Regions from separate parts of the Homo sapiens genome. Here region 1 is linked to region 2. Evidence: read pairs that join two places in POLR2A ChIA-PET (ENCODE). Cell type or tissue: GM12878. All regions are shown on one strand. Links, peaks and the distances in the headings refer to the core of each region. The heading gives the core; the rest is flanking DNA. Region 1 overlaps RFC5 (replication factor C subunit 5). Region 2 overlaps TAOK3 (TAO kinase 3).

What was found. Peaks named below come from ENCODE experiments on the same cell type or tissue, not always from the same donor. Only the 100,000 strongest peaks of a DNase experiment are listed, where the experiment ranks them.
Region 1: POLR2A ChIA-PET joins it to region 2 with 6 read pairs; 1 of 35 experiments calls an interaction of 5 or more read pairs at or near these places.

What each region holds. Positions count from the first base shown.
Region 1 is chr12:118,030,299-118,035,681 of GRCh38, forward strand. It overlaps RFC5 (replication factor C subunit 5), which reads left to right. Exons shown (of 11, transcript NM_007370.7): 11 at 884-1,936. The coding sequence ends at 980. WSB2 (WD repeat and SOCS box containing 2) reads right to left here. Exons shown (of 9, transcript NM_018639.5): 7 at 4,916-5,026; 8 at 4,688-4,795; 9 at 2,389-4,060. The coding sequence ends at 3,898. Among named protein-coding and RNA genes, the nearest start is that of RFC5, 16 kb to the left of the region's middle. RefSeq lists an enhancer at 5,315-5,374. In GM12878, for the core only: a CTCF peak has its summit at 4,706; no DNase peak of the experiment used is centred there; H3K27ac peaks cover 925 bases.
Region 2 is chr12:118,164,602-118,169,984 of GRCh38, forward strand. The region is part of intron 17 of TAOK3 (TAO kinase 3); the gene reads right to left. Among named protein-coding and RNA genes, the nearest start is that of PEBP1, 31 kb to the left of the region's middle. RefSeq lists a silencer at 2,295-2,344 and an enhancer at 2,585-2,694. In GM12878, for the core only: a CTCF peak has its summit at 618 (motif pointing right); a DNase peak (open chromatin) is centred at 2,500; H3K27ac peaks cover 1,329 bases.

The DNA of each region.
Region 1 (5,383 bases), core at 202-5,201, 130 kb before region 2:
ACGTCAGCATAGGCCAACTCTAATTTGTGGCATTGGCTTTCACAGGCACAAATTAGGTCACCTCTCCTCATTGCATTGTGAATATGATGATTTTGCTATCAGTGGCTGGGCATTTAAAAGGTGGCGAGATGAACTCCAGTGTCCTGCTTTACTGACTAGACCACAGACCCACCAATGTATCAGCCAAACTTCCCGATGAAATGGCTTAAGAGGAAGGAAATCTCTGTTTTGTTTCCCTCTTAACGTATTTTGCCGACGAAATAATCCTTCATTACATAAATTTTGTATATCTGTATAGTTAGGACAAAGTTAAGTTCAGAACACCGCTGTTGACACCTAATAATTTATTTCTTTTTTTGAGACAGAGTCCCACTCTGTCGCCCAGGCTGGAGTGCAGTGATGCAGTCTCGGCTCACTGCAACCTCTGCCTCCCAGGTTCAAGCGATTCACCTGCCTCAGCCTCCTGAGGAGCTGGGATTACAGGCATGCACTACCATGCCCAGCTAATTTTTGTTTTTTGTTTGTTTGTTTTGTAGAGACGGGGGTTTCACCATGTTGGCCAGGCTGGCCTCCAGTGATTGGCCCGCCTCCCAAAGTGCTGGGATTACAGGTGTGAACCACCACGCCCGGCCTGATACCTAATAATTTTTAAAATTGAATCGGTCCTTACAAGTTTGAAACATCACATTTATAAATCAATGTGTAGGGCAGAGAAGAAAATGTTAGGGGGACACATACAAGATTGCCATCCAGGGCACATTTGTTCTATCAATTCCCATCCCCACTCCTTCAACAGATTTTCAGCCCTAGATCTCTTGGTCCCTTAAGAAAAGGCAGCTGTGTTTGGTGTCTTTTTTCTTACCCTGTGTTTGGTTTCTGTTAGGTACAGGCTTTCTGTTGGCACCAACGAGAAGATCCAGCTGAGCTCCCTCATTGCTGCATTTCAAGTCACCAGAGACCTGATTGTTGCAGAGGCCTAGATGCTCTGAGGGCCATTCACAATTCTCAGGGCTCAGCAGTGATGGGAGAACAGAGGACAGTTCCAGGATAAACTGCTGCCTGGGGCTGTGGGATGAATCAGTCACCCCGAATCTTGGAAAAACCCCCTTCCAGGAGAGGATGGGCAGGCATTTAAAAAGTACCATTTTTGTGGTTGTTTGGAGCAGGGATGTACAAAATAATTTTAATGTATTAACTCATACTGCCTGTCTTTTATAGGGGAAAAAAATAACCTTTTTTATTTTAAAGTTATAAGGTTTTTACCTTTTAGTTGCTTGGATGACAGGGAATTAGCCTACCCCATTTTGGTCTGGAACAGAAGACTTTCAAATTTAATATGGTCCAAGTGTCTTCCTACTCAAGGTAAACATTATCTCCAAAATTACATTTATGATTCTAATATTTGGCATTGTGTCTGTATCTAATTTAAACAGATGTTAATGGACGTCTGGCCGAAACTATTATACTTTTATAAGATGAGCTGAATCCTCTTACTTTAAAAACTGGTCTTTTTATTTACCCTCTGTGGTAGAAGAGTCACCAGCAGGTTCCAAATTGATGTGTATGATAGGAAAAAAACCTTAATTTTAAATATAATATAGAGCCTTAAACTATGCCACTGGGTGGCAGAGGCTGTATAAAACGCACTTGTTTTCATGCAGGAGCGGGGCAAGTAAGGTTGAGCCTGACTGTAAACCTAGAACTGCGGAAGGACTGGGACTTTTGTACAAATTTCACATTTATTTTACAGCAATCATGCTGCATTTGTGTTAGTGTTCTTTATAATAAAAAACAAAGCAGCCTCCTGGCTGGCTGTGTTACAAGTGACTCTTCCTTAGACAGCTAGAAAGATGCTGACTTTGTCAAACTTGCATTTATATGAAAACCTTCTGTCTCTAATATCACAGAATAAACTTTCTTTAGATGCTGTTCTTTATAAAATGTCAAATTCTTAAACTGTCAAATGGAAAAAGTCACTATTCCCTTTGTTCATGGAGGACTCACCCCCTTAAGGACAGCGGCAAAGTATGAAGCTAAATATCTGATGGCCAACCAGGCCTCAAACCACCCAGAGGCTCAGCATCTGCTGTACCTGGAACTTCAAGATAACCATGAAATGTAAACGTTGGCCAATCCATTCCCAGCTCTTCTGCTGTACTACTTGTTTTATGTGTTTATTTTTTGAGGCAAGATCATGCTCTGTCAGTCACCCAGGCTGGAATACCGTGACACGATCGTGGCTCGCTACAGCCTCCATGTCCCAGGCTCGAGCAGTTCTCCCACCTCAGCCTCCTGAGTAGCCGGAACCACAGAACCACAGGTAAATGCCACCACATCCTCAGCCCCCTGAGTAGCTGGGGCTACCATGCACACCAGCACCACACTAAGTTTTTTTGGCTATTTATTTATTTATTTTTTAAATAAAGATTGGGTCTTATCTCACTCTGTTGCCCAGGCTGATCTTGAACTCCTGGGCTCAAGCAGTCCTCCCACCTCAGCCTCCCAAAGTGCTGGGATTACAGGCATGTGCCGTCACACCCAGCCCTGCTTGTTTTAAAAGGGGACTTTTTTTTTTCTTAATGGAAAAAAATGAAACAGAGAGCCAAAAGCTTTTAACTGTTGTTTTTTTCTTTTCTTCAATGAAAGCCTCTCATTTTGAAAAGACATGTTTTTCTTCAAGCAACAAAGGTGGTAGAGGAAATTCCTCAACTTTCTCAACGAGTCATGTAACGTTACACTGGCCTCCATAAAGCACCGATTAAGAAAGCTAAAGAATAAGATGTTGTATTTCTTTTAAAATAATTTAAAATATATTAAATTTTCCTAAGGCAGGTTTTGTTTGAATGAGGTGTCTTGATTAGATAACTACATGCCACTGAAGGAGAACAGTACTTTTAAGGAGCTATTTTTGTTTCGCAGTAGAGTTGAAACCAGCTGATTAATCCAATGAAGTTAAACAGCAGAGACAGATCTCGTACATAAGAGTATCAGCTAAAGTCATGACTACACCAATTCTTTACACAATTAAGACATCTTTGCAACTGTTCAATTTAAGTACTATGGTTTTTAGATAATCGAGAAAAACACAGTTGTACCTTAACATCTGTTGAGAAAATACAAATAAATATGATGCTAATAAATGGCCACTGATAACTCAGTAGCCATCTGAATAGTCATGCGGTTTAAGAATACATCCTTGTATAATCTGACATACAAATTTGTCATTTCCTGCACATGCACACCATTGTTAAAAAAAAAAAAAAAAAGCCAGTAATAGTGTCTGGATCGGTCAGGAGCACGGCCTCTGAGTCCCCTGTAATTTAGTTAAGCTAAATTAATACCTCATACCAAATGGCTCCAGGAAAACTGTCCTGCAGGTCAGAAGGGAGCCCAAGAAGAAAAGCACTTGGCCAACATCGAAGCAACTCTGACCACAGCAGGAGAGAACTTGAACCAATGCTACCACTGCATCAGAAACACAAGGATAGGTACTAGGCAGAAGCCATCGTTCCCAGCGGAGGGAGTGTGAGCTGCTCTGCCACTAGAGAGGCTCTGGAGGCCTACTTAGTTGCATAATCAAAACAACATCAGTAACTGCACTTTGAATCAAAACAAGCAGAAAGAGTTCAACACTTGCTGTTCATAACTGGACTGAAAATTTAACGTAAGGCTCTGTTGCCGTGCAAGTGGAATCTCTTCCTCTAAGACTGACTTTCACATGCCAGGGAGAGAAAGATCCATGACTAGTACACTGGAATCTGGTTTTGCTACATTCTATTCACAATCCCAAAGAAATGCTATTTCAATGCAAGACCAGATGTTTGGCCCATTATTCCAGCAACTCCCTTTGACAGGACGATTTACCCTGCTACAAAGAAGCACAAGATGTGGTGTTGCTTAAAAAGTCCTGTATGTGAGGAACTCTTTCATTTTCTTGGGGATTGGCAGTGCTAGGACTTGGTAAGTTGTTAGGAAACTTCGAAGGGCTTTCCGGCATAAGTGCTTCAGTGAGGACAGGACCCTAGGAGCTGTCCAGAACTGGACGTGGCCATCTCTTGTCCTAAAATGAAACAGAAACCGATGCTAAGACAGAGCTTGGATGTTCATGTTTTCATGAGGATGAATACTCATGTTTCTGTTTTGACTGCAAAGAGCAGGAGACTTCGGAGAGTGAAATGTAACCCTGACTGTGGAAATGGATGTAAAATTGTGGTGCTGAATAATTAAAGCTGCTGATAGGATTAGAAAAACTCAAGACACCTGTGATACCAAAGCGCTCTCTCTGTCTCTCTCTCGGCACAGCCCTTTCTAAATCTGACCACAGTTAGTTCAAAAGTATAAGGGGGAAGAGTGCCACCTACTGAATTATAGATGTTACCTGTAAAGTGGTCTTTTAGCCCTAAATGGTTTCCCATATATTATGCATCATCTCAATTTTATTCTCCCTTGTGAACTTGGCCCATTAGGTGGCATGACTTACAGATCTTTAATTACATTTAGGTTAAATATTCAGAGAAAATGGGACACCGTTATTAGCAAAATCGATCATTTGAGTTTTATATAATCTTGAATTGCCTTAAAGCTTTCCTCATAGGCAAGAAAATTCTAGATGGTTTCTTTCCTTAAAAAGCTCCATGGTATACTCAGCAGAAAGCACCACCCATCTGTTCAGCTAACAAATACATACCCTGTGGCAATGACTCCACCATGTGGAAAAAATGTGCAGCAAAGCCCATTGGTCATAGGAGCAAATGCAATGGGAGTTTTCAGTTCCAGGGCCCAGATCCTGAGGAGTCTGGATGGGGAGAGAGAACATCTGGATATTAGCTGACCCAGGGCCAGACCAAGAGGGCCTTGCTGCCATTACTTGCAAGCACTTGTTCTGAGGCCATGTAAAGAGAGTTCTCTTCGTTACCTGTCATCTGCCACCGTGGCAAGGTACAAGCCTTCTGGAGAGAAGCACACAGATCTCAGTGAGCTAATGTGGACGTCACTGTCATCCATGGCGGGGTCAACCTGGGTGTGGCTGGGAAGGAAAGAAACAGGATGGCAGGCCTGGAGTGATGGCTGCTCTCCACCCTCCATCATCACCCTAGGCAGGAAGCCAAACTGCCCTGGCTACAAAAGGGCTCAAGATGCATTGTGTGCCCCTCGTGGAAAAGCTTGGGATTTGCACACTGGGAAAAAAAAGGGTATCTCAGAAGGCTCCAGGTGTCCTGTGGATGAAGGGTTACTAACACTTCCTTGTGCTAATTTGCTTATGCAAAGTAGGTCAGCCCTCACTTTAATGCCACAGTAGAAACTGCAAGTCTTTTTTAGGCTAAGATACATGATAATTATAGGACTGCCTATTATTTGCTTCATAAAACAACAGACACAAAAG
Region 2 (5,383 bases), core at 298-5,297:
TAGATGGGGTTTCACCATGTTGGCCAGGCTGTTCTCAAACTCCTGACCGCAGGTGATCCACCCGCCTCGGCCTTTCAAAGTGCTGGGACTACAGGCGTGAGCCACCATGCCCCAGCCTCAGCTGTACTTTAAATTAGAACAATAGAGGGCCTCTCTTCTCTGATGGCATCCACTATAGGAGAAAATGCAAATTATTTATTTTAATAGATATCATCGATAACATTTTTATACTGGCGTGGTTGGAAATATCTTGCACACTTGGGCTCCCTATTGATTGAAGAGAAATCCTTTTAATAGCACAGCATCTAGTACTAGAGTACAGTCACTAATCATTCACTTATTCATTCAACAAGTAGTTATTGAGCACCTACTATGTGCTGGGCACTGTTGTAGGAACTAGGGATAGAACAGTGAACATGTACACCCCCTCAGCGACCTTATAAGGAGAAAAAACCCAAAGTATAAATACAATTTAAATTTGTTTTAAGGAATAAAAAATAAGCCCTTAGAGTTATCTCTCTCATCTCCTCCCGTGTTTTCCTTTGTTTTATTTTTCTTCTTTACCTAGACCATCAAATTTCTTTTTTACAAAGCAGTAACTGGCCCGTAGGTGGCACCAAAGGATGGAGAGCCCTTCCCACAGACGAAAGCTCTCCCAGGCCAAGGAAAGCCCTTTAAATGAGGACTTTAATTGAGGTCCAGGAGTCCCAACACCAGGCATTTATTCATCCCACACTTTCCTAAATTGAGAAATGCAAACTGAGCCTGAGTTGCTAAGAGCCCTGAAACTCATGGGCTCTTGACACAAAGCAAAACACACAAAGCAAGCAAACACCTTCAGAAGAAATCAAGTGCTTCTCTTCCTGCTTAATGAAATGCTTCAAGATACTGTCCACAGAATACCTACATCCGAATTACCTGTGTTATAAGGGACTAGTCTCTATAACAAGCTACGCAGCTAATTCTGATATATATGAAAGTTTGAGAATCAATGGAAAAGTGCTAAGGGTGTGAGTCAGTTTCAGCTCCTCTATAAGTCTTATGTATGGCTTGGGGCAAGTCTCTTAATCTGTATTTCAGGTGTAAAATGAGGATAGCAGTACACATTGTGAACTATCGTAGTTGTAAAGATAAAATGAAAGACCATAAGAAAGTGCTTCAGAATACATAAATGTCATTATTTTTCTCTATTCAGAAGGGAATACATGGCATATAATATCTTAAATCTAGTTTTTATAAACTATTAGAAGAGTAAGAAAAACATGATACTGAAATGGCTTTTCTGTTACAAGTTGTTCCCTTCACCTTTAATTTGTACATCTGAGTTGCTGAGGTGTAAGATGGTAAGCTACCTTTAATATTTGAGACATGGGGGAAAAATTATTCACCTTATTATGAGGCCAGTGCTGTGCCTACATAATAATGTTTAATGTGCTTTCCATTTTTAAAAGTTATTCCATACATCTCATTCAATCCAAATTGCCACCCTATGAGGTGATAAGACTGTAAGGATTTCCCCCTTTTATATGTGTTAGTAGGCATTTGGGAGTTGAAGGACTAACATAAAGTTACACAACTTCTATAAAGAGAACTGAGGCTAAAACTCAGGTATTTAGCTTCTCAGCATTTTCCATTAGAAATGTTCCAATAAATGAGGCCAGACGCGGTGGCTCATGCCTATAATCCCAGCACTTTGGGAGGCTGAGACAGGTGGATCAGCTGAGGTCAGGAGTTCGAGATCAGCCTGGCCAACGTGGTTAAACCCTGTCTCTACCAAAAATACAAAATTAGCCAGGTGTGGTGGCACATGCCTGTAATCCCAGCTACTTGGGAGGCTGAGGCAGGAGAATCACTTGAACTCGGGAGGCGGAGGTTGCAGTGAGCTGAGACTGCGCCATTGCATTCCAGCCTGGGCAACAAGAGCGAAACTCCGTCTCAAAAAAAAAAAAAAAAAGTTCTAATAAATGGCATACTTTCCTGTTTTATACTTTTTCAGTCTGTGATAAAATATTTTGAAGAATTCTGCTCTAGCTAGACATGATACAATGGTTACTTTATTTGTACAAATGACACAATATACACACTAGAGCCACATCATGTGCACCTTTAGCTTATACAAATTTAACAAAATGAGCTGAGCAAAAACTAAAAAATCAGTTTTAATGGTACAGATCATTCTGCCCACCCATGTACTCAATGTATGTGTGTGTGTGTATATATATATATACACACACACACACACACATACACACACACACACACACACACACGTATAAGCCCTGGAGGGAGTGTGGGATAAGATACATGCAGCTTCCTTTCCCTCGGTCAATGTCCAGTGTGTTTCAAGCACTCTAACTTCTAATGGAAGTAGTATTGACTTCTTTAAAAGCAGCGGATTTCACTCATGCCAAATTTTTATGCTCAGGCTCACTGAGGTTGAGTAAAAACGAGAATTCTAACTTTTAAATAGAGATGCTGTCAGCCTATGACATTTAATGCCTTCTTAGTTTCAGTTCTTAGTTTCAACACTGGTCAGAAAATGCTGAGTGTCTGTGTGTGTTGGTGATAGAGAAAGAGGCTCAACCCAGTTTCAGTGATCTTCTTGTTTTCACTAATTAAAAGGATTGCTAATACTCAATCCTTTAGGCAAAGACACAGGAAACCAGGCATTCTTGTGCTTTGTTGGTGGGAGTATAAACTCCTTTAGAGAGCAATTTAGTGATATTTATTTTAAAAATTTAGATGTATGCATTCTTTGACCCAGGAATTCCACTTCCGAAAATGTATCCCCCAAAATACTTGTTTACATGTAAAAATATCTATGTACAACAATGTTCTTATATTATTAATAATACTGTAAAACTTCAACAAAATGTCCACCGAGAAGTGTCTCATTAAATAAATGATATTGAGGCCATACAACAAAATACTATTAGATGAAAAAGAATGAAGCAGAGCTGTACGTGCTGGAAGGTAAATGGAAAAAAGAGTTACAAAACAGTGGAGTGGACATCTGTTACTTTTTGTAAGGCTCAGCTTCCATTTTTCCTGCTTCTCTTTATAGGCTCTTTTTTTTTTTTTTCCTTTTTTTGCAAAATGACTCCCCCTTATCTGGAATCAGAGAGAGTGTTGAATAAGGCATAAGCACATGACCCAATCAAGTTATATCTCTCCTAGGAATTTTAATCTCGAACAGAAACGATACAAAGACAAAAAGTGGTTGGAGGAGGTACACTGAAATGGCAGTGCCTGGAGAACTGCACATGAGCCCTTGCTCTCTGTGTCATGGAAGTTGCTTTACCAGCGTGGCTCTTCATGTTTTCCCGCTCAGTTCTTCAGCTCTTTACCTACCTCATATCCTTCCAATAAATTCCTTTTCAGCCTTAAGTCAGCCAGAGTTTATTTCTATTGCTTGCAAATCAAATAATCCTACTGATACAAAAGTAATCTCATTTTTGTAAAGTCATATATAATATAGCTGTACATATGTATATAGAAAAAAACCTAGAAATATACATGCCAAATTAATGGAGACTGTTTGAGGGTAGAGATTGGGTGGAATGGGATTGTCGAAAAGGTGAAGATGGGCTGATGCTGGTCAAATGGTAGAAAGTTCCAGTTATGCAAGACGAATAATTACTGGAGCTCTAATGCACTCACTGCATGGTGATGATAGTTAACAATGTTGTATTACATGCTTGTAATTTGCTAAGAGGACAAGTCCTAAATTAAATCTCCCTACTCAACCCCATGCACACATGCACACAAATGTAACTATGCGGAGGTAATGGATATGTTAGTTAGCTTTCATGTGGTGATTATTTCACAATGTATACATATATCAAAACATCAAGTTGTATACCGTAAATACATACAATTTTTATATGTTGATATCTCAATAAAACTGTTAAAAAGAACTTTCACTACTTAGCTTTATGTGTTTCTGTTTTCGTCTATTTTCAATGTTCTTGAGTTACTTTTGTAAATAAAAAAGCTTTGAACATTTTCATGAAGGTGGGCTCTGGAATAAGACTAAACAAAAGAAAATCTAGACTTTTAAGAAAAATACTCTTACAGAGTTATTTTTTGCTCAACTGGCTAGAACCTAATACTAATGAAGTCACCAATATAGTTTCTATCATTTTTAGGGAGTAATTATCTTCTGTAACTTTTATTGACATGAATTGTCCCCTTAGCCTCAGACTTCCTCCAAATATCTATTATTAGAATAACAATAAATGTTACATGAAAAGACTCCCAAATGACTTATTTCCAACTGGCCATTAGCCTTTTTCATTTTGATTTTTTGACTTCTGACAAACTCAAAATGTGCAGTACTGAATCAGCTTGCTTGCTTTCCTTCCTTCCTTCCTTCCTTCCTTCCTTCCTTCCTTCCTTCCTTTCTTTCTTTCTTTCTTTCTATTTTTTTGAGACAGAGTTTCACTCTTGTTGCCCAGGCTGGAGTGGAATGGCGCGATCTCGGCTCACTGCAACCTCTGCCTCCCAGGTTCAAGTGATTCTCCCTCCTCAGCCTCCCAAGTAGCTGGGATTACAGGCACCCACCACCACACTTGGCTAATTTTTGTATTTTTAGTAGAGACAGAGTTTCACCATGTTGGCCAGGCTGGTCTCGAACTCCTGACCTCAGGTGACCCACCTGCCTTGGCCTCCCAAAGTGCTGGGATTACAGGCGTGAGCCACCACGCCCACCCCCACCCCCCCCCCTTTTTTTTTAAAGACAGTCTCACTCTGTCATCCAGGTTGGAACGCAATGGCATGATCTCAGCTTACTGCAAGCTCTGCCTCCTGGGTTCAAGCCATCCTCCCACCTCAGCCTCCCGAGTAGCTGGGATTACAGGCGCCCACCACCACGCCTGGCTAATTTTTGTAGTACAGATGGGGTTTCACCATGTTGGCCAGGCTGGTCTCGAACTCCTGACCTCAAGTGATCCGCCTGCCTGAGCCTCCCAAAGTGCTGGGATTATAGGTATGAGCCAGCATGCCCGGCCTGAGTCAGCTTCTTACCAAAACCTCTCTTTAATCTCTTCTCTGTTTCTACCACATCTTCATTTCCCCTAGTGTTAAGCCCTAGAAATAATTTTGATTCCATCATCTTTTCTCTCATATCTTTTTTTTTGAGACGGAGTCTCCCTCTGTCACCCAGTCTGGAGTGCAGTGGCGCAATCTCTGCTCACTGCAAGCTCCGCCTCCCGGGTTCACGCCATTCTCCTGCCTCAGCCTCCCGAGTAGCTGGGACTACAGATGCCTGCCACTGCGCCCAGCCAATTTTTTTGAATTTTTAGTAGAGACGGGGTTTCACCATGTTAGCCAGGATGGTCTCCATCTCCCGACCTCGTGATCCGCCCGCCTCGGCTTCCCAAAG